Linked DNA regions of Homo sapiens: region 2 is linked to region 1. A link is an interaction called in ENCODE POLR2A ChIA-PET data of the cell type or tissue named here. Cell type or tissue: OCI-LY7. All regions are shown on one strand. Links, peaks and the distances in the headings refer to the core of each region. The heading gives the core; the rest is flanking DNA.

Region 1 (8,331 bases), core at 27-8,026:
TTTGTTACTTCTAGATTGGAAGACACCTGCTTGAGAGTTCAGTCTCACTTATACATCTGTAAACCTTCAGTTACTTCACATTTCTTAGGTCCCATTGTTCCGTCAGCATTTTGATTACCCTCCTTTAAAAAAGTACAATACAGACGTCATGAGTGGGTCAGTTGCTCCCCTTGTATTTCTTAAAATTTAGGTTGTCATCACTGTTTAAGACAGCTCTATCACCTTTTAACACCTTTTAGGACTCAAAGACTTCATAGTTGTGGGTCTCAAAACAAGTGTAAAAGGTATGGAATTGCATTTCTTTTTTTTTTTTTTTTTTTGAGACTGAATCTTGTTCTGTGGCCCAGGCTGGAGTGCAGTGGTGTGATCTCTGCTCAGTGCACCCTCCGCTTCCTGGGTTCAAGCGACTCTCCTTCCTCAGACTGCTGAGGAGCTGGGATTACAGATGCCTGCTACCATGCCCGGGTAATTTTTGTATGTTTAGTAGAGACGGGATTTCACCATGTTGGCCTGGCTGGTCTCGAACGCCTCATCTCAGGTGATCCACCCGCCTCCGCCTCCCAAAGTTCTGGGATTACAGGCGTGAGCCACCACGTCTGGCCTGGATTGGCATTTCTTAAGTCTAATGAGCTAATGTTTATTTTATGTCACTCACCACACTTCTGTTTTTTTTTTTTTTTCTCTTCTCTTTCCTACCTTTTTTTTTTTTTTTTTTTTTTTGAGATGGAGTCTCACTCTGTCACCTAGGCTGGAGTGCAGTGGTGCGATCTCGGCCTCCTGTGTTCAAGTGATTCTCTTGACTCAGCCCCCCGAGTAGCTGGGATTACAGGCGCCCGCCACCATGCCCAGCTAATTTTTGTATTTTTAGTAGAGATGGGGTTTCACCATGTTGGCAAGGCTGGTCTTGAACTCCTGACCTCAGGGGATCCACCGGCCTCTGCCTCCCAAAGTACTGGGATTACAGGTGTGAGCCACCGGGCTTGGCCTGGATTTGCGTTTCTTAAGTCTAATGAGCTAATGTTTATTTTATGTCATCCCACTTCTGTTTTTTTCTTTTCTTTTTTCTTCACTTTCGCACCTTTTTTTTTGAGATGGAGTCTTACTCTGTCACCTAGGCTGGAGTGCAGTGGTGCAGTCTTGGCCCACTGCAACCTCTGTCTCCTGGGTTCAAGCGATTCTTCTGCCTCAGCCTCCTGAGTAGCTAGAATTAACAGGCGCTTGCCACCATGCCTGGCTAATTTTTGTATTTTTAGTAGAGACGGGATTTCGCCATGTTGGCCAGGCCGGTCTCGAATTCCTGACCTTAGGTGATCCGCCTGCCTGGGCCTCCCAAAGTGTTGCGATTACAGGCATGAGCCATTATGCCCGGCCATTTTTTTTTTTCTTTTTTGAGAGAGTGTCTCACTCTGTCACCCAGGCTGGAGTGCAGTGGCGCCATCTTGGCTCACTGCAGCCTCAACTCCCTGGGCTCAAGTGATACTCCTACCTCAGCCTCTCGAGTAGCTGGGACCACAGGCACATGCCACCATGCCTCACTAATTGTTTTGAAAGTTTTGTAGAGACAGGATCTCACCATTTGCCCAGGCTGCTCTCGAACTCCTGCGTTCAAGAGAAGTCTGCCCACCTCAGTCTCCCAAAGTGCTAAGATTATAGATGTGAGCCACCACACCTGGCCAGATCACCCACTTCTTACTGGCCAAGTAGATCAAAGTAGCAGCTCCTCTCTTGACTTTTTGACCTTTATTATTTATTTATTTATTTATTTATTTATTTTTGAGACAGAGTCTTGCTCTGTGGCCCAGGGTGGAGTGCAGTGGTGCGATCTTGACTCACTGCAACCTCTGCCTACCGGATCCAAGCGATTCTCCTGCCTTAGCCTCCCGAGTAGCTGGGTTTACAGGCACCTGCCACCATGCCCAGCTAATTTTTATATTTTCAGTAGAGACGGAGTTTCACCATGTTGGCCAGGCTGGTCTTGAACCCCTGACTTCAGGTAATCCACCTGCTTTGGCCTCCCAATGCTCTGGGATTACAGGTGTGAGCCACCACGCCCAGCCTGTTCATTTGTTTTTTTGAGACAGAGTCTCACTCTGTCGCCAGGCTGGAGTGCAGTGGTGTGATTTTGGCTCACTGCAACCTCCCTCTCCCAAGTTCAAGTGATTCTCATGTCTCAGTCTCTCAAGTAGCTGGGATTACAGGTGTACGCCACCACATCTGGCTAATTTTTGTAATTTTTTTTAGTGGAGATGGGATTTCACCATGCTTGCCAGGCTGGTCTCGAACTTCCGGCCTCAAGTGATCCACCCGCTCGGCTTTCCAAAGTGCTGGGATTACAGGAATGAGCCACCCGCTCCCAGCCTTTTTTGATCTTTAAAGCAATGAAGTTATCAGCAAGGCAAGAGGAAAATGTATTTAATTCTGTGCTTCTAGGTGTTTCGAATACTGAATAGAGCTTGGCACTAGAAGGCATTAAATATCGATTTAACAAATGAAGTATCTCCCGACTGCCAGTTTTGTAATCTTCTGATGTATGGCTCCGTTCCTGTCACTGACCCTGCTGAAAATTCTAAATTAATCCCACACTCTTTGTTTTCTAGGCAGTTGACTATTTTTACCCATGCATAACAGGCTTTCTGTGATCCAGCCCAACCTTTCTGTGTAGTCTAATCCCTTGTTGCTCTCCTTTTTCCAAGACTGACTTATTTGTTCCCTAAGAGGTGCTTTGTTTAATTTCTTCCAACTTGAATTTTCTCTTGTTGTTCTCAATGTTTGTTGTTCACAGCTTTCCCTTAACTTTCCGCGGTGCAGCTTTTGCCTTCTCCATGAAGTTTTTATTGCCTGCTACCTTGCCCAAGAGGTGATCTTTCCTTTCTCTCAACTCCCACAGAACATTGTACATCTCTATGTTACATAAATTTTGTCTTGTATTATACAGCATAACCCCCTTCTAGGTGGTTAGCTCCTTGGACAAGGGGTGTAGCCATTTTGTTGTGTAAGTGCGTAACATAACACATTGCGTGTAAGCAGTTAATGAATGGCCTGACTTAACACATTGTATGTAAGCAGTTAATGAACGTTAAGTGGAATGAAAGTGGTCTTGAATTAAATTCTGGTAGAAAGAGCAAGTGATTTGTTGTAGAGTAGTAAGTGGGTTAGGATAAGCAGTTTTATCCTTCACTTTATTACTAAGGCTACCTGGTAAGTAACTTAACTTCTTTATGTTCTGGCATTGTCAGAGAAAGAAAATGTTTTGTTTTGTTTTTTTCCATCTACCTTTAGAAGAAGTGATGAGAAGAAATTAGAAAGCCTAATAAATTAGAAGGCTGGGTGTGGTGGTGCATACCTGCAGTGCCTGCTACTTGAGAGGCTGTTACAGGAGAATTGCTTGAGTGCAGGAGTTCAAGGCTAGTCTGGGCAACATAGTGAGACCCTGACTTGATAAAAAGGTAGAGCTTTTACATGCACTGGTATCAAAATTTGCATTTAAAAGGATACTAAATAATCCACATTTTGGAGTTGCCTTTTAGAGGAGAGTGTTTTCTTATGAACTATCTTGATACTTGAGCATGACCTTTTAGAAGACATTGGTCTAGAACTGTGCTATATGTTGGCCCTGGAGGTGGCCGTAATTCTCCTTGTTCCTTGCTTGTAAAGCTTTCTAGTGGTATTGAGAGATTACAAACATCATTATTGCATTTTTTGACGTTGCATTGAAATCGCCTGTTCATGCTTTGCCCATTAATTTATAGCCAGTGAAAAGCTGGTAAATATATCAGGCTAGCTAAATACAGTCTGTATTTACAGGCTTGAAAAGCTAATTGGAAACAGCAGTTTCCTATGAAGCATGAATAACATTGAAGAGAAGTGTAGTTTACAAAGAGTCAGGAGTATGACTACTCAGTCTAGCATGGCAATTATGTATGTAAATGAGTTAATTCAAAATTAGAGGACTCTCATTTCAGCTCTAGACTTCCTGATCAAAATAAACTTGAGAAATGAATTGTCTAATCTAGGCACTTGCTATTAGTGCCACTTGAGCAATTTTCTGGAGTTGAAACAGGAATCATATGTGTATTGAAAAGCCTGTGTTTCCAAGGCCATTTTTACTAACATTTCAAAGGTGATCTCAGGAAAGGTCTAAGCTAGTTTACAGTATGCCCATTTCCTGTGTAAACCATTTAATTTAAATGACTCTGCTTGTCTCACTGTTATGATAAATTTGTGTGGTAGATCGCAGCCTGTTAGCTATTACTGGAAGTTTTCTGCTTTTATTACAGGCCTCTCAAATAGGTAGGTTTTAACATTTTATTGGACCCCCTGCCCCTTCCCAATTTCAACTATTAAATCCTTAAATTTGTTGTTTTGGTTATGCAGAAGTTAGTTATCAGGTTATATGGTTCCCAATGAGTGAGGAAATTGGGAAGGTTTTGTGTTTTTTTTGTACTTGTTAACTAGAAATGGGTTTTGTAGTTTAGCTTAAGGGCCCCAACAGCTTGTTTGAGAAGACAGCTATGGAACTTGAGCTGTTTACATGTTTTTTAATACTGCGAGTGTATTAGGAAAATTGTAACAAGTCCTTCTCTTGTTCTTTAGGACTTAAGTGAGTTTAAAGAGATGACAACATGTGTTTTCCCCAGGTAAGCTTTCTTTGAGGATTTGTCTTTCTTTTAAAAAAGTTGGCTGGGCACGGTGGCTCACACCTATAATCCCACCACTTTGGGAGACTGAGGTGGGAGGATCACTTGAGCCTAGGGAGTTCAGAACCAGCCTGGGCAACATAGTGAAACCACATATCTATAAAAAATAAAAAATTAGCTGGGTGTGGTGGGATACGTGTGGTCCAGCTACTCAGGAGGCTGAAGTGGGCGAATTGCTTGAACCCAGGAGGTCCAGGTTGCAGTGAGCCATAATAGTGCTACTATCCAGCCTGGGTGACAGAGTGAGATCCTGTCTCAAAAAAAAAAAAAAAAAAAAGAGTCATTGTGACATACACAATACAAATAGGTATATAGTAATTTGTTAAAACCATTAGATCATGTTCATATAAGCTTGGAACTTATTTAATGTCTCCAATGTTGTGATGGCTTGCTTTTATAATTTATGATTGGTTTTGTTATCAAAAAATCACAGTTTGAACTGAGAGTGAAAGTAGACCAACGACTCCTTTTTTCTTATCTCTCATCTTGCTGTCTGAAGAACTGTTGAAGCCTCCTTGAGATGGCTCTTGTCTGTCTTGCATGTAGGATGTACCTTGTAACTATTGAAGTGTCCAATTGAGAGTGTTCAAGAGTCAGTCAAGAACTGTCCATCTGGCTAGAGATTTTGTTTTTCATCCACTTCAAGTCAGTGCCTTTTCCTGTTGGTGTTTTCCATAGTTATTATTGCCCCCTTGTTCTGATAGGTCATATGTCACATATCTCTGAGACATCATAGGTCAGCCATGTGGAGCCTACCGAACAAGTGTTTGTGTCTTAGGACCTGTTGAAGAGGGATAGGCGTGGTGTTCGAGCAGTTTCTCTTTCAGCTGGGCTTATTTCTGTCCTGTTACCCACTCTGTTCACATTTATATGAAAAAAAAAAAAAAAAAAAACAGAGAAATAGAGTTTTCATGTGGGTTTCTCCCCACCCTCCCCTTTTGGTGTTTCTGATCTCTGAAATAGAATAATAAGAAATAAAAACAACAGCGTGAAAGTACTGATTGTAGATTTTGGCCCTGCAGAAGAATTTATAGTTTACAAACCTGAGGAGTAGGAGTAGATGGTAGCAGTTTGGGAATGGTAGACCGGCAGCAGTATTTGAACCACGTAAAACCATGTGAGAGTATTTGACTCACCCTTGAGATTGATGGAGCCCAGGCTCTCTGAGGATCCAGGTGAATCTAGAACTTGTACTCCAAGTGTGGACTCTCCTGCAGTTGCTCAATGAAGTCGCTGATGATGGGACTGAGTACCTACTCCAACGTAGCAGGGATGCTGGTGCTGGGTTCAAAATGGCCAATGTGTTTAATTACTTTGTCTGTGTTTAAGTATTTTCTGTATTAAACATTTTATGTTTTAATTATGTTTTTTATGTATGAAGTATTTTAAGTAGCTTACATATTTGAGTAAAAGACATTTTAAACATTGATATACATTTTGTTTACCTTGTTAAAAATTCTTTTTAGACTCTTGGATACTAAATTGATGGCCAGCACACAACCTTTTAAGGTATTATTCATTTGCTACTTTATAAAGCGACTGCATATTACTGAGTGAAATGAATGCCAGAACAATATAGCCTTCTGGCAAAAGGTTTGGAGGTATTTAATGCATCTGTAAAGATCTTTATTCATTTGGTTATACTTTGTATATTATAAAAATTAAACTAGCTGCTTCTCTTTCACATTGAAAAAAACGAAGACTTCTGTGTTTCTTTAAAGAACACAAGGAGACAGTACTAGATGCTGTCTTTTTTTTGGGGGGGTCAGTGAATCTCTTTAATATATTGTTCTGAGATGATGAAATCTCATAATTCTTTGCTTCGTGGTTTGCAGGATATCATTAACAACACATCCCTTGCGGAATTGGAAAAGCGGTTAAAAGAGACACCTTTCAACCCTCCTAAAGTTGGTAAGAATATTAAACCGGAAACCCTCCAAACTCTTTGTAATAATTATTGATGTATATTGTAGAAGAAAAGCAGAATGGCTCTGGAGACCGTATTGTTCATTTATAGATTTTGGCTGAATTCACTTGCACGTACCGTGTGTTGAATTATTGTTTTTTGAATAAAGATGGTCTTTTAATTCTACATATATTTTATGTTAATGGAGTTGGGTAGCCATTCATTGAGAATTTTAGCAATTAAAGCTTCAAGGCTTCTATTTTCTAATAATATGGAATTCTCCTAAAACTTGATGTGCCCTTTTATTCTTTCATACATTATTGAAGCAGAGACAAAGAGCTAGTGATTAATCACCAGGGGTAGAGTAAAAAATATATTTTCCATCTCAGAAAAGCCCGAGAACTGGATTTACAGGTGAGATTAAGGCAAGTCCCCACCCTGCCTCCTTTTCAGCTGGTTTAGAGAGTAGAAACAGCAGCACTGAGGAAAACCAGAAGTAGGGAGATGAGATGGAGGTGTTTTGCCACCTCGGGCCACCACCAAGGTATGTGGAGAGCCTACCAGGTGCTACTTCCTTGGTCCCTGTTAACCTGATTGTGCTGCTGATACGGTGATTAGCGAGCCATTAGTTGTAGCCTGAAAACTTCTAAAGACATGGATAATAGGACTAATGGTTTAGAAATTGATAATGCAAAGTATTAAAGCAGCCAAGATTACAGTTATTTGCCCCTTTCTGGGTAATAGTCCAAGAAAGGAATTAAGAAAAGTGGTGGTGGGGCCATTGGGGGAGAAAACGTGGACCTTTTCTATAACAATATAATGGAAATAATTGATTTTGGAAAGAATGTGTCTCAGTTGATGATGGAGTGGAAGATATTACTTAGGTGGCTACCATGTTAAAAGGCTTTTTTTTAAAGGCATCAAGTCTAATATTTAATATGGAGTTAAAGAATTCTTGCTTAAAGAGCATTGTATTGACATAAAAACAGTTACAGCCTTTTCATTGTTAATTTCCATTTATGCTTTTGATTCTGTGTTATAGTAACCTTCCTGACATTCATTTCCAGAATGGTTCTAGGATATAATTATTTATGAGTTATAGTTTTATGTTATTATTTCCATATAAAATAGTGGTATCTGGTAGAGAATTCAGTCTAAAGCAGGTCATTCCTCTTATAGTTTATCTGGTCACATCTGTATTTATCAATGTCACAAAAGAACCATATTGTATATAAAGCGGTCTTTGCTGTAAAGTGGTTCCATGATCCAAGGCCAGCATTATAGCAAGTTCGATTTATTTTTGGAGTTGGTTGTGCTGTCACCTTTCGATCTCTAAGCTTGGGAACATAGTAGAGGACAGTAGTGAGTTGGAGCTGTTGATAGTGAATTGCAGTCTTCTCTTTTTTTGGGGGAGGGTTGCCTCAGGTATTGATAGATAACAGTTTTTGAGCACTTACTATGTACCAAGCACTAGGTAAGAGTTTAACTTATATTATCTTATCTGATCCTAACAATAACCTTTTGAAGAAGGTTTGATTATCATCTCTGTTTTACAAAACTGGAACCTTAGGGATGAAGTGACTTGCCCAAGGTCATACCGCAAATAAGTGGTGGAGCAGAGATTCGAACTCAGTGTGACTCCAGAGCCCATGCTCTTAATCTTTACTCTGGATCATCTATTGTGGCCTGATGTGACCATCTTGTATAAGGGAAGAATATCCTTTTCAT
Region 2 (8,331 bases), core at 224-8,223, 71 kb before region 1:
CCCCAGAGCTGTCTTCTTGCAGAGGGCAGATGGTGTGGATGAAAGGTAGGAAGGTGTCGGTGTAGTCAAACAGGTACAGGTAGAGCAGACTCAGCCTGGGGGAGCTCTTGAGGGCGTATAGCAGGAACAGGGACCTGCCTGGGTTCACAGCCTGCAGAGGAGAAGAGTACAGGGCCACATTACAACCATGGCGGCCAGCTACCCACCCACGCTCCTTCCCATCTCTCGCTTGTTGCCATCAGCCTTTTTGCATGGTACACACAATGCATGAATGAATGAACGGCAAGAAGAGGCCAAGTGATCCACATTTGGGGTTACATTGTATAAAGATTCGATCTTGGCGGAGCATGGTGGCTCACGCCTGTAAATCCCAACACTTGGGAAGGCCGAGGTGGACGGATCACTTGAGGTTAGGAGTTTGAGACCAGCCTGGCCAACATGGTGAAATGCTGTCTGTACTACAAATAAAAAAATTAGCTGGGCATGGTGGCTCATGCCCTGTAGTCCCAGCTACTCAGGAGGCTGAGGCTGGAGAATCGCTTGAACCTGGGAGGTGGAGGTTGCAGTGTGCCGAGATCATACCACTGCACTCCAGCCTATGCAATACAGTGAGATTCCAGCTCAAAAAAAAAAAAAAAAAAAAAAAAAAAGATCCAATCTCTAGCTCTAGCTGGGGGGAGGGGTGAAAAGCATACTCTTGCACCCTGCTTGCAGAATATAGCCTTTTTAAAAAGCTATTTTGAAAAAGGTATCAAAGAGTCTTAAAATTGTTTAATTCAATCAGTCTGTAAGTGGGCACCACTTAATGCAAATAATCTGAAATACAGATTTTATATACAAGATGTTTAGTACTACACTGAGTGTAATAGTGAAACCAGTGAAATCTACAGTTACAGCAGATACTTAACATGGAATTCACATAGCCATTTTCATTTTCTTCAGTTTTTTAAATCAAGTTTTACTACAGTGAATGTTTACTTCCTTATTATAAAAGTAACTGAATAGATTATTCAGGGTAAGCGTGGTGGCTCACGCCTGTAATCCTAACACTTTGGGAGGCAAGAGGATTGCTTGAGGCCAGGAGTTCAAGACCAGCCTGAGCAACAAAGCAAGACCCAGTCTCTTAATTTTTTTATTTTTTTGAGACAGAGTCTTGCTCTGTCGCCCAGGCTGGAGTGCAATGGTGCATTTTTGGCTCACTGCAACGTCTACCTCCCAGGTTCAAGCAATTCTCCTGCCTCAGCCTCCCAAGTAGCTGGGATTACAAGTGAGTAATGCCACGCCTGGCTAATTTTTGTATTTTCAGTAGACACTGGGTTTCACTATGTTGGCCAGGCTGGTCTCGAACTCCTGACCTCAGGTGATCCACCTGCCTCGGTCTCCCAAAGTGCTGGGATTACAGGTGTGAGCCACCACGCCTGGCGTAAGACCTCGTTTCTTTAAAAAAAAAAAAAAAAAGGCCGAGTGCGGTGGCTCACACCTGTAATCCCAGCACTTTGGGAGGCCAAGGCAGGAGGATCACCTGAGGTCAGGAGTTCGAGACCAGCCTGACCAATATGATGAAACCCTGTCTACTAAAAATACAAAAATTAGCTAGGCTTGGTGGCATGTGCCTGTAATCCCAGCTACTCGGGAGGCTGAGACAGGACAATCACTTGAACCCGGGAGGCAGAGGTTGCAGTGAGCCAAGATCTTGCCATTGAAATCCAGCGTGGGCAACAAGGGCAAAACTCCATCTCAAAAAGAAAAAAGATTCAATTTATTTGATTCTTAGTAGCATCAAAATAAAATGAGCAGTTTACCACAGAAGATATAAGGATGGCAAATAAGCATGTGAATGTGAATTAAATGAGAAATGCAAATTAAATCCCCAGTGTCCAGTGGAGATCACTGCATCCTTGTTGGAATTGGGAGGGCTGGGAGGGAAGGCTTAACAGGGGCAGGAGGAAACTTCTGGGAGTGACGGAGATGTTCCCCATCTTCATCGTGTGATGCTTTCATGGGTGTGCATATGTGAAAACTTATCACATCGTACACTTTAAGTAGGTGTATATCAATTTTACCTCAATAAAAACTGTTAAAACATTCAATTTAGCTGATGCTATGAATAACTTACTGTTAGATTTTTAAAAAGTGTGATGATGATTGCATTTTTAAAAAGATTCTTTCTCTTTAGAAATGTATACTATAGAGACCGGGCGTGGTGGCTCAGCCTGTAATCCCAGCACTTTGGGAAGCTGAGGCAGGCAGATCACCTGAGGTCAGGAGATTGAGACCAGCCTGGCTAAAACGGTGAAATCCCGTCTCTACTAAAAATACAAAAAATTAGCCGGGCATGGTGGCGGGTGCCTGTAGTCCCAGCTACTGGGGAGGCTGAGGCAGGAGAATGGTGTGAACCCAGGAGGCGGAGCTTGCAGTGAGTGGAGATTGCGCCACTGCACTCCAGCCTGGGCGACAGAGTGAGACTCCATCTCAAAAAAAAAAGAAGTATACTATAGAGGCCGGACATGGTGGCTCACGCCTGTAATCCCAGCACTTTGGGAGGCTGATGCAGGCAGATTGCCTGAGGTCAGGAGTTCGAGACCAGCCTGACCAACATGGTGAAACCCTGTCTCGACTAAAAATACAAAAAAAATTAGCCGGTGTGGTGGTGGGCACCTGTAGTCCCAGCTACTTGGGAGGCTGAGGCAGGAGAATCGCTTGAACCTGGGAGGTGGAGGTTGCAGTGAGCCAAGATCATGCCACTGCACTCCATCCTGGAGGCAGAGCGAGACTCTGTTTCAAAAAAAAACAAAAAACAAAAAAAAACAAAAAAAACCAAATTGCATACTACAGGCTGGGCATGGTGGCTCACGCCTATAATCCCAGCACTTTGGGAGGCTGAGGCGGGTGGATCACCTGAGGTCAGCAGTTTGAGATCAGCCTGGCCAACACGGTGAAACCCCGTCCCTACTAAAAATACAAAAAATTAGCTTGGCATGGAGGCGCACACCTGTAGTCCCAGCTACTCAGGAGGCTGAGGCAGGGGAATCGCTCGAACCTGGGAGGTGGAGTTTGCAGTGAGCTGAGATCGCGCCATTGCACTCCAGCCTGGATGACAAGAGCAAAACTCCATCTCAGAAAAAAAAAAAAAATCATAATTACTATTAATTGGTGGAGGGGTGTACAATGGTGATATTGTAATTTTGTCTTTTGAAAAGTCCTTACTTTTCAAGCAGGACATGGTAGTGATACAGGAGTGAAGAAGAAGTTACTTAGGCAGATAGTGAGGGTAAGGGAGCCCTCATTAAGGTTTTCCTTTTTTTTTTTTCAGATGGAGTCTCGGTCTGCCACCCAGGCTGGAGTGCAGTGGCACAATCTTGGCTCACTGCAAGCTCCGTCTCCCGGGTTCACGCCACTCTCCTGCCTCAGCCTCCCCAGTAGCTGGGACTACAGGCGCCCACCACCACGCCCAGCTAATTTTTTTTTGTATTTTAGTAGAGATGGGGTTTCACTGTGTTAGCCAGGATGGAGGTTTTCCTTTTAATGAAAAGCAGCCTCAAATCATTTTCCTTTCTAACAAACAGCAGCCTGTAAAATGGAACTGCAGACACAGATGCTGGCAGTTATGTCAATCATGTTCAAGACAGAAGCTCCATCTTCCCTTCTCTTTGTCAGCCACATGTACAGTACAGTAAGGAGCAGACAAGATAGCACCAGCCAAGGGGACAGAAAGTTCCTTTGCATAATAAGATTAGGGTGGGGTGACCACCCTTCCTGTGCACTGTGGAAACATCATACCTGATCGAACCAATCTGTGAGCCCTATGTAAATCAGACACCGCCTCCTCAAAACTGACTAAAAAATCCAGCACATCTGCTGCCTGCCAGTCTTTTCCTCTTGGAAGTCCCCTCTCTCTTGCTAGAGACAGAGCTGTTTTCCTTTCTCTTACTTTTGCCTATTAAACCTCTGCTCAACTCTTGTGTGTCTGTGTCCTAAATTTTCCTGGTGCAAGATGACAAACCCCAGTTCCCCAGGCAATGTAGCTGCTTCAGTAGCCTGTGCCTGTAGCCCCAGCTACTTGGGAGGTTGAGGTGGGAGGATTACTTGACCAGGAATTTGAGACCAGCCTGGGCAACATGGTGAGACTCCATTTCAAAAAAAAATTTTTTTTTAAGAGATTAATGCTGAAATATTTACCTATGAAAAATATGGCAGCTTGGCTGGGCGCAGTGGCTCACGCCTGTAATCCCAGCACTTTGGGGAGGCTGAGGCGGGCAGATCACCTGAGGTCAGGAGTTCAAGACTAGCCTGGCCAATATGGCAAAACTCCGCCTCTACTAAAAATACAAAATTAGCTGGGCATGGTGGCACCTGCATGTATTCCTAGCTACTCTGGAGGGTGAGATATGAGAATTGCTTGAACCTGGAAGGCAGAGGTTGTAGTGAGCTAAGGTCGCACCACTGCACTCCAGTCTGGGAAACAGTGAGACTCTGTCTCAAAAAAACAAAAACAGGTCAGGCGCGGTGGCTCACACCTGTAATCCCAGCACTTTGGGAGGCCGAGGCAGGCGGATCACAAGGTCAGGAGATCCAGACTACCCTGGTTAACATGGTGAAAGCTCGTCTCTACCAAAAAATAAAAAAATTAGCCGGGCACGGTGGTGGGCGCCTGTAGTCCCAGCTACTTGGGAGGCTGAGGCAGGAGAATGGCGTGAACCCAGTAGGCAGAGCTTGCAGTGAGCTGAGATCGCGCCACTGCACTCCAGCCTGGGCGACAGAGCGAGACACCCTCTCAAAAAACAAAACAAAACAAAACAAAAACAAAAACCAAATAACACAAAAAATAACAAACATTCTATTTCAGGAGCTCCACGCACATTCTTTACAATATTTGAAACTAGTTATTAAAGTAATACACGCACATATTACAGAAGCATTTTTTATTTCTTTCTTCATTTGAGACAGTGTCTCACTCTGTCACCCAGGCTGGAGTGCAGTGGCACCATCTCAGCTCACTGCAACCTCCACCTCCTTAGTTCAAGCAATTCTCCTGCCGTAGCCTCCTGAGTAGCTGGGATTATAGGCATGCACCACCACACCTGGCTAATTTTTGTGTTTTTAGTAGAGATGGGGTTTCACCATGTTGGTCAGGCTGGTCTGGAACTCCTGGCCTCAAGTGATCAGCCTGCCTCGGCCTCCCAAAGTGCTGGGATTACAGGACTTTGTTCCTTATGGATTACAGGACTTTGTTCCTTATTAACACAAAGTCTTTGTCTCCTTTTCCGGTGGCTGCCTACATGGGTGTGCCTTGTTTATTCAACTTGTTCCTAATGAGGGGCACTTAGGTTGTTTTCTACTCCCTGCAATTACCAACAATGCTGCCGTGAATAACTTGTTTAACAACTTTCCGTTAATCAAACATTGGAGTCTCACAATGACCCTCTAAGGTTATTTACCCAGGAGGAAACAGGCAAGGAGAGGTGCAGGTACTTGCTGGTGTTCCAACAGGTGGTGTGTCTTGGAGGAGCTGGCCCAGGCAGGCTAGTGCCAGGGCCTTTTTTTTTTTTTCTGAAACAGGGTCTCAACTCTCTTGCCCAGGCTGGAGTGCAGTGGTTCGATCATGGTTTAGCGCAGCCTCAGCCTCGCAAATGGCTGGCATCACCACACTCAACTAATTTTTTTTGTGTCTGTACTTTTTGTAGAGATGGGGTCTTGCCATGTTACCCAGGCTAGTCTTGAACTCCTGAGCTAAGCAATCCTCCCACCTCAGCCTTCCAAAGTACTAGCATTATAGTTGTGAACCACCATGCCCAGCCCACAGCGTTACTCTTTTTGTTTCTGTTCTTTGCTTTTTTTTTTGGGACGGAGTCTTGCTCTGTCCCCTAGGCTGCCATGCAGCGGTGTGATCTCGGCTACCGCAGCCTCAACCTCCCAGGTTCAAGCATTTCTCCTGCCTCCAAGTAAATGGACCTACAGGAGTGTGCCACCACTCCCAGCTAATTTTTGTGATTTTAGTAGAGACGGGGTTTCACCACGTTGGCCAGGCTGGTCTCAAACTGCTGACCTCAGGTCATCCCCCCGCCTCGGCCTCCCAAAGTGCTGGGATTACAGTTGTGAGCCACGGTGACCAGCCCAGAGCCTCACTCTTGACCACCGTGCTGTGCTGCCTCCATTCCAAGTGCAAAGGAGTGAAATGCTGGCTTAAAGAGCAGATGCGGTTTAAACTGAAATGTTATTGACAAATTGTCCTCCAGTGATATTCCAACAATTCAAGGTCCCCAAAACATGTAAGTGTCTCTTTCCTTATTTATTTGTAAAACAGGCCAGGCGCGGTGGCTGACGCCTGTAATCCCAGCACTTTGGGAGGCTGAGGTCAGGAGGCAGGTGGATCACCTGAGGTCAGGAGTTTGAGATCAGCCTGGCCAACATCCTGAAACCATCTCTACTAGAAACATAAACATTAGCCTGGTGTGGTGGCGTGTGCCTGTAATCCCAGCTGCTGGTGAGGCTGGGGTAGGAGAATCGCTTGAACCTGGGAGGTGGAGGTTGCAGTGAGCCAGAAAAAAAAAAAAAAGAAAGAAAAAATTAGCTGGGTAGGGTAATCCCAGCTACTCTGGAGGCTGAGGTAGGATAATCACTTGAACCTGGGAGGCAGAGGTTGCACTGAGCTGAGATTGCGCCATTGCACTCCAGCCTGGGCGACAGAGAAGGACTCTGTCTCAAAATAAAATAAATAAATAAATAAGTACATAAACTGTCAAAAATAAAAAAGAAAACCCTGAAATTAAAAAAAATTAACAAAAAATAAAAATAAAAAGTAAAAAAAAAAAAAAAAAATTAAAGTGTTCACCTTATATTCCCAGAGATTCTGGGGGGGCTTCACGCCTAATGCTTTGACACGTTCTAGCTCCATGAGGATGGCTCTCCTGTGGCTGCTGTTTTCTATGGTATAGGGCGTCTTGGAAAATTCTTCCTCTGTCAAAGTTAAAAGCAACCTGTAGAGGGGCAGGAGGAGATTTATTTTGCGATTATATACTGGAAGCAAACTCTCTACACTCAGAGTTCCATCTTACTAATATAAATATTGTAGGCTTGAGGTATGGTGAGACATTTCACATTTAACAACATCAAGAGCAGCAAATAATTGAATGCTTACTATTTACCAGTGACAATCTATAAATACTTTCATAAGTCATCACTGATCCATATAACAATTATTCAGGGTAGTGGCATTATGCTGCTTTTGTAGATCAGAAAACTCGCTTTGGCTGGGTGCAGTGGCTCATGCCTATAATCCCAGCTCTTTGGGAGGCTGAGGCAGGCAGATCACTTGAAATCAGGTGTTTAACACCAGCCCAGCCAACATGGTGAAACCACGTCTCTACTAAAAGTACAAAAATTAGCGTGCACCTGTAATCCCAGCTACTTGGGAGGCTGAGGCATGAGAATTGCCTGAACCTGGGAGGCGGAGGTTGCAGTGAGCTAAGATCTCGTCACTGCCCTCCAGCCTTCAGCCCAGGCAACAGAGTGAGACTCCATCTCAAAAAAAAAAAAAAAAAAAAAAAAAGGAAAACTCACTTAGAGAAATAAGGTGACTTTCCCAAGGCACTCCTAGGTCTGTTTTGTTCCTAAGCCTTTGATCTTTCAGTTATACGCTCTGACCTCTCACATATTACTCTATTTTTATTTATTTTTTTATATTACTCTATTTTTAAAACTGTGTGTATGTATAGGAAAAATTAGAAGGAAATCCAATAAAACATTACAACATTAAGAATAGTTCGCACTTTGGGAGGCCGAGGCGGGCAGATCACGAGGTCAGGAGATCAAGACCATCCTGGCTAACACGGTGAAACCCCGTCTCTACTGAAAATACAAAAAATTAGCCAGGTGTCGTGGCAGGCGCCTATAGTCCCAGCTACTCGGGAGGCTGAGGCAGAAGAATGGCGTGAACCCGGAAGGCGGAGCTTGCAGTGAGCCGAGATCACACTGTTGCACTCCAGCCTGGGTGACAGAGCAAGACTCCGCCTCAAAAAAAAAAAAAAAAAAAAAAAGTTCTTAGATGGGCACAGTGGCTCACACCTATAATCCCAGTACTTTGGTAGGCTGAGGCAGAAGAATCACTTGAGCCCAGGAGTTTGAGACCAGCCTGGGCAACACAGTGAGACCCTGTCTCTCCAGAAAAATTAGCCAGGCATGGTGGCATGCACCTGTCGTTTTAATTACTTGGGAGGCTGAGACAAGAGGATTGCTTGAGCCCAGGACTTTGAGGCTGTAGTGAGCTATGATACTGCTACTGCACTCTAGCCTTGGTGACAGAAAGAGACTCTGTCTCTTGAAGAAAAAAGA

Evidence for each region. Peaks named below come from ENCODE experiments on the same cell type or tissue, not always from the same donor. Only the 100,000 strongest peaks of a DNase experiment are listed, where the experiment ranks them.
Region 2: POLR2A ChIA-PET joins it to region 1 with 8 read pairs; 7 of 35 experiments call an interaction of 5 or more read pairs at or near these places.

Annotation. Positions count from the first base shown.
Region 1 is chr16:14,582,624-14,590,954 of GRCh38, reverse strand. PARN (poly(A)-specific ribonuclease) reads left to right here. Exons shown (of 24, transcript NM_002582.4): 14 at 4,594-4,637; 15 at 6,164-6,206; 16 at 6,533-6,608. Among named protein-coding and RNA genes, the nearest start is that of PARN, 43 kb to the left of the region's middle. In OCI-LY7, for the core only: no CTCF peak of the experiment used is centred there; no DNase peak of the experiment used is centred there.
Region 2 is chr16:14,653,712-14,662,042 of GRCh38, reverse strand. It overlaps BFAR (bifunctional apoptosis regulator), which reads right to left. Exons shown (of 8, transcript NM_016561.3): 5 at 6,833-6,977; 6 at 1-151. Among named protein-coding and RNA genes, the nearest start is that of BFAR, 25 kb to the right of the region's middle. In OCI-LY7, for the core only: no CTCF peak of the experiment used is centred there; a DNase peak (open chromatin) is centred at 3,742; H3K27ac peaks cover 1,444 bases.